Regions from separate parts of the Homo sapiens genome. Here region 1 is linked to region 2. A link is a contact called in ENCODE Hi-C or POLR2A ChIA-PET data. All regions are on one chromosome and are shown on one strand. The core of a region is the stretch at or near the end of the contact, and the rest is flanking DNA. Distances in the headings are between cores, read along the strand shown. Region 1 overlaps ASRGL1 (asparaginase and isoaspartyl peptidase 1). Region 2 holds the start of SCGB1A1 (secretoglobin family 1A member 1).

Region 1 (3,076 bases), core at 89-2,588, 38 kb after region 2:
ATCAGTAAATACTGAGGGAACTCAGAGACTGTTGCCGGTGGGGGTCCTCCGTATGCTGAGCACCGGTCCCCTGGGCCCACTTTTTTTTCTCTATACGTTGTCTCTGTCTCTCCTGCCTCAGCCTCCTGAGTAGCTGGGACTACAGGCACCCGCCACTGGGCCCGGCTAATTTTTTGTATTTTTAGTAGAGATGGGGTTTCACCCTGTTAGCCAGGATGGTCTCGATCTCCTGACCTCGTGATCCACCGGCCTCGGCCTCCCAAAGTGCGGGGATTACAGGCGTGACCCACCGCACCCAGCCTCTTATTTCTTTTCTCAGTCTCTCGTCCCACCTGATGAGAAACGCCCACAGGTGTAGAGGGGCTGGCCACCCCTTCATCTGGTGCCCAACGTGGGTGCTTTTCTCTAGGGTGAAGGTGAGCTAGAGCGTGGTCATTGAGAACAAGTTGATGAGAGATTCCCGAGTACGTCTACAGTCAGTCTTGTGGTAAGCTTGTGCCCTCGGAAGAACCTAGGGTAACAATGGGGCAAACTGAAAGTAAATATGCCTCTTATCTCAGCTTTATTAAAATTCTTTTAAAAAGGGGGGAGTTAGAGTCTCTACAAAAAAATCTAATCACGCTATTTCAAACAGTAGAACAATTCTGCCCATGGTTTCTAGAACAGGGAACTTTAGATCTAAAAGATTGGGAAAAAATTGGCAAAGAATTAAAACAAGCAAGTAGGAAGGGTAAAATCATCCCACTTACCGTATGGAATGATTGGGCCATTATTAAAGCAGCTAATTTAGAACTGTTTCAAACAGGAGAAGATAGCGTTTCAGTTGCTGATGCCCCTGAAAGCTGTGTAATAGATTGTGAAGAATAGGCAGGGATAGAATCCCAGAAAGGAATGGAAAGTTCAAAAGTTCACATTGTAAATATGTAGCAGAGTCTGTAATGGCTCGGTCAATGCAAAATGTTGACTACAATCAATTACAGGAGGTAATATATCCTGAAGCATTAGAATTAGAAGAAAAAGGTCCAGAATTAGCGGGGCCATCAGAGTCTAAACCATGATGGCCAACTCCTCTTCCAGCGGTTCAGATGCCTGTAACATTACAACCTCAAATGCAGGTTAGACAAGTACAAACCCCAAGAGAATATCAAATAGAGAGTCTCTGTCATGGCAACGCCAATCCAAATACAGTATCCACAATATCAGCCGGTAGAAAATAAGACCCAACCGCCAGTAGCCTATCAATACTGGCCGCCAGCCGAACTTCAGTATCGGCCGCCCCCAGAAAATCAGTATGGACAGCCAGGAGTGTTTCCAGCACCACAGGGCAGGGCGCTATAGCCTCAGCCGCCCACTATAAGACTTTATCCTACAGCACCACCTAGTGGACAAGGTAGTGCATTACATAAAATTATTGATAAGGCAAGGAAACAAGGAGATATTGAGGCGTGGCAATTCCCAGTACCGATGCCACCTGGAGAAGGGGCCCAAGAAGGAGCGCCTACCCTAGTTGGGGCCAGATATGAGTCCTTTTCTATAAAAATGTTAAAAGATATGAAAGAGGGAGTAAAACAGTATGGACCCAACTCCCCTTATATGAGAACATTATTAGGTTCCACTGCTCATGGACATAGACTCATTCCTTATGATTGGGAGATTTTGGCCAAATCATCACTCTCACTGTCTCAATTTTTACAATTTAAGAGTTGGTGGATTGATGGGGCACAAGAACAGGTCTGAAGTAATAGGGCTGCCAATCCTCCAGTTAACATAGATGCAGATCAACTATTAGGAAAAGGTCAAAATTGGAGCACTACTAATCAACAAGCAATAATGCAAAATGAGGCCATTGAGCAAGTTAGAGCTATCTGCCTTAGGGCCTGGGAAAAAAATCCAAGACCCAGGAACCACCTGCCCCTCATTCAATACAATAAGACAAGGCTCTAAAAAGCCCTACCCTGATTTTGTGGCAAGGCTCCGAGATGCTGCTCAAAAGTCAATTACCGATGAAAATGCCCGTAAGGTCATAGTGGAGTTGATGGCATATGGAAACGCCAATCCTGAGTGTCAATCAGCCACTAAGCCATTAAAAGGGAAGGTTCCCACAGGATCAGATGTAATCTCAGAGTACGTAAAAGCCTATGATGGAATTGGAGGAGCTATGCATAAAACTATGCTTATGGCTCAAGCAATAATGGGAGTTGCTTTAGGAGGACAAGTTAGAACATTTGGGGGAAAATGTTATAATTGTGGTCAAATTGGTCATCTAAAAAAGAATTGCCCAGCCTCAAAAAAACAAAATATAACTATTCAAGCTACTACAACAACAACAGATAAAGAGCCACCCGACTTATGTCCAAGATGTAAAAAAGAAAAACACTATTAGAATTCTATCAAATTCTAAATTTGATAGAAATGGGCAACTATTGTCAGGAAACAGCAAAGGGGCCAGCCTCAGGCCCTGCAACAAACTGGGGCATTCCCAGTTCAGCCCTTTGTTCCTCAGGGTTTTCAGGGACAACAACCCCCACTGTCACAAGTGCCTCAGGGAATGAGCCAGTTACCACAATACAACAATTGTCCCCTGCCACAAGCGGCAGTGTAGCAGTAGATTTATGTACTATACAAGCAGTCTCTCTGCTTTCAGGGGAGCCCCCACAAAAAATTCCCACAGGGGTATATGGCCCCCTGCCTGAGGGGACTGTAGGACTAATCTTAGGAAGATCAAGTCTAAATCTAAAGGGAGTTCAAATTCATACTGGTGTGGTTGATTCAGACTACAAAGGTGAAATTCAATTGGTTATTAGCTCCTCAATTCCTTGCAGTGCCAGTCCAGGAGACAGGATTGCTCAGTTGTTACTCCTGCCTTATATTAAGGTTGGAAACAGTGAGATAAATAGAAAGGAGGGTTTGGAAGCACTGATCCGGCAGGAAAGGCTGCATATTGGGCAAGTCAGTTCTCAGAGAGCAGACCTGTGTGTAAGGCCATTATTCAAGGAAAACAGTTTGAAGGGTTGGTAGACACTGGAGCAGATGTCTCTATCATTGCTTTAAACCAGTGGCCAAAAAATTGGCCTAA
Region 2 (3,270 bases), core at 444-2,943:
TGACCTCAAGTGATCTACCCACCTCGGCCTCCCAAATTGCTGGGATTACAGGCGTGAGCCACCGTGCCTGGCCCAATATCCCTACTTCATAGGGTTGTTGTAAGAATAAAAAGAGAGGCCAGGCATGGTGGCTCACGCCTAATCCCAGCACTTTGGGAGGCCTAGGTGGGTGGATCACGAGGTCAAGAGATGGAGACCATCCTGGCCAACATGGTGAAACCCTGTCTCTACTAAAAATACAAAAATTAGCTGGGTGCAGTGGTGCGTGCCTGTAATCCCACCTACTTGGGAGGCTGAGGCAGGAGAATCGCTTGAACCCGGGAGGCGGAGGTTGCAGTGAGCTGAGATCGCGCCACTGCACTCCAGCCTGGCAACAGAGCGAGACTCTGTCTCAAAAAAAAAAAAAAAAAAGAATGAAAAGAGATATTATGTGAAAGGGTGACAGTGATTGGCACATTGTGTGAAGTAAGTGTTAAATATTGTATGCATGTGCACACAAATAGACAAATGCATCTCTGACCCACCCCTTAACATGTTGCAGTCCTATCTTGCTCAGCCACCCACCTCTGTACGCAGACAGCACTGAGATCTTCTAATTAATACACATTTCAGTCCAAAATGATGTCATTTTCTCTGAAAAACAAATAAACCTCTCTGCAAAATAGTTGTTCCTACTGCTTCTTGGTTTGGGTTTTCTAACTCCCCAGGGTCATAAAACTTATCTCCATGGGTGTTGTGAAGCTTTCCAAGTGAATTAATTGGAGTTTGTTTATTAAAAAATAACAACAGCATTTTCAGATGAGAATGGAAGAGGCTGACGCAGAGTGAAAAACAGAGTTAGATAACCCAGTTCCCCAAAGACGGGGGATCTTGGAGAGAGCTGTGATCCTTCTTTCCTTCCTTTCTCCCCCTCTCTCCGTCTCTCTTTCTGCCCCTCTTCCCCCCACAGTTCTTTTCCTTTTAGTGACAGCAGCAACTACTCAGAGACTCCTAATCCCTTTTGCAGAGGACGGAAATGTTTAGAAAACTTCACTCTGGGTTGGCAGTTCCCCAAAGGGAAGCTCTCTTTCTGGAATATTCCTCTGTGCCCAGAATGAGAGACCTTGTCTTGGGTTGGGTTTCTTTTGGGGTCACGAGTCCCTGCAGCTCCCCTTCCAGTGACTTCAGCTGCCAGCATGGAGTGGAGACCCCAGACTTGGAGGCTGCACCAAGGTCTCAGCATCTTGGAGTCTGTCCAGATCTGGGATGAGGGCCTCATTATTCCTATGCTGGATGTACTCATCTTTATGGGGTATTCTCCACTCCTCCCTCCAGGCTATTCCATTCCCTGGGATTCTGAGGGTTGTTGGATATAGAAGATGGGACCCTTTTTAGGCTTCCTTACAGCCTGGGGCTCTCTCCAAGTTTCCAAGATGAGCTTGCTCACCAGACCCAGTTTTCTGAGACTCAGCATGCCCAGGTCCTCCCAGCAGCTCCAGAGCAGGAATGGGCAGCTCACTCCTTCTTCTGAGCAGAACTGGGGGGTCCTGAGAGTTCCTAAGTCCAGGAGGGAGGGAAGGGTCTCTGAGCACTCACCGGAGCTGCAGCAGAGAGCCAGTGTGACCAGGGTGAGGGTGACAGCGAGTTTCATGGTGGAGGAGGGGGATGCTCTGGCCCGTCTCTGGTTCCGTCTCTGAGTCTGGTGGGCTAGTATGAGACATGCCCAGCAAGGTGCCTTTTATATGCTCTAGGCAGCAGCACCCAGATGGGGAAGGGCAGGGCAAGGGCTCTACATAAGATACTGCACTATTTACTTGGCATTGGCTTGGTGGGATAGGTAAATATTCCCTTTTCTCAACCCAGTTTCTGTCCCCACTGAAACTGAGCTCACACAATGGGCCACTTGGGGGTGGAGGGCCGAGCCCTGCCTGGAGGCAGTGAAGGGAACCCAAGTCAGAGGATGTGGAAACCCAGCTGCCTGTGTCACTCACTGAACCTGGGCACTGGGGCAGTCCAGATCAAGAGAAGCAATTGTGGAGCCCACCTGGAGAAACTGAGGCCCAAGTTCCCTCACAAGTGGCAGGGACAGGACTAGGACTAGGACTCAGGACCCTGACACTCCACTGGGCTCTTTCATAGGCTCCCCTCTGAGGAGGGCGACTGAACCTTAAGCCAGGAAAGACACATGGTTTGGAGCATTGCTGTGGTCAGACTTCGGGGGCCCCTGGATTGAAGCATGTTGAATAAAAGGGACCCTTCCAGAATTCCCATCAGAAACCTGAGCCCTGCCCCAGGCTGGGTCTGTTCCCACCCAGAAGTGCTCTCAAGTCCTGTGCTCCTGATGGCCCAATTGGTGGGACCTTCAGTCCTTATCTCACTTGACCTCCCAATGGCCTTGACACCTGTGACTGCTTCCTTCTCGAACCATTCTCTCTCTTGCGCTCCCACGCCTCAGTTCTTTCCTGTTTTCCTTCTTCTGGCCATTCCTTCTTGTTCTCTTTAGATGTTTATTCTTTACTGTTCTTAAGTGTTGATGGTTCCCAGGCTTTGGCCTTCTCCCCTTTCTTGCCTCCAGTTGCCATTTCCTGGTTCTTCTCCAAAGCCCGGGCCTCATAGCACCTAACCTGGCCTGGTCAAAATCCCCTGACTCGACCTCCCTGCCTCCCTGCTAGCTCTCCTCAGCCATCCTCTGAAAGGCCATCAGAATGATCTTCCTAAAACCCACTGGTCGTGTCCTTCTTCTTGAAACCCTTAAACTCTTCCTTTTGCCTAAAGAATAAAATTCAAGTGCAATTTACAAGGCCCTTGCCCACTGACCTTTGCCTACCATTTGAACTTCATTTCTCCTCTCCCCCACACAACGACTTAGCCCTCTCTTACTATTTGTGGATTCGAGAATGTTCCATGTTTTTTCATGCCTTTCTACCTATGCACAAGCTAAGCCTCATGCCTGAATACACATTTCCTGCCTTGTCCACTTCGCCAAATTCTATTCGTACTTCAAGACTCAATCAAATATTGATCCATTCATTCATCCAATAAATGCTGACCACCTATGATGTGCCAGATGTGGTGCTAGGAGTCGGGAACTGGGGTAGATAGACATGGAGAGGCATTGCGTGGCACTTCAAGAACTCCTCAAAAATAAATAAATAAATAAAAATAAATAAACAAATAAAAGGCCAGACAGGGTGGCTCATGCCTGTAATCCCAGGACTTTGGGAGGCTGAGGCAGGTGGATCACCTAAGGTCAGGAGTTTGAGACCAGCCTGGCTGACATGATGAAACCCC

Evidence for each region. Hi-C counts contacts between places; a loop is a spot of excess contacts on that map. ChIA-PET counts read pairs that join two places held with the same protein, here RNA polymerase II (POLR2A). Pooled maps may share reads with other maps.
Region 1: a map of ascending aorta shows a loop between it and region 2 (5-fold over the local background). The contact joins the enhancer-like site here to the promoter of SCGB1A1 in region 2. A Hi-C loop is called at or near these places in 16 of 168 maps with a recorded cell type or tissue (CD4-positive, alpha-beta memory T cell, CD8-positive, alpha-beta T cell, Caco-2 and 12 more), 4 of 37 single-sample maps with no recorded cell type and 24 of 50 pooled maps. POLR2A ChIA-PET finds 5 or more read pairs at or near these places in 10 of 52 experiments (BJ, Caco-2, GM12878 and 6 more).

Annotation. Positions count from the first base shown.
Region 1 is chr11:62,379,232-62,382,307 of GRCh38, reverse strand. All of the region lies in intron 4 of ASRGL1 (asparaginase and isoaspartyl peptidase 1), which reads right to left. Among named protein-coding and RNA genes, the nearest start is that of SCGB1A1, 38 kb to the left of the region's middle. RefSeq lists an enhancer at 1-163. Within about 2 kb of position 1,338, at least 2 of the 41 ENCODE cell types and tissues checked have a DNase peak (open chromatin) inside an H3K27ac peak, as active enhancers do.
Region 2 is chr11:62,417,456-62,420,725 of GRCh38, reverse strand. It overlaps SCGB1A1 (secretoglobin family 1A member 1), which reads right to left and starts at 1,693. Exons shown (of 3, transcript NM_003357.5): 1 at 1,576-1,693. The coding sequence starts at 1,630. All of the region lies in intron 1 of LOC102723765 (a long non-coding RNA gene), which reads left to right. RefSeq lists a silencer at 2,375-2,669.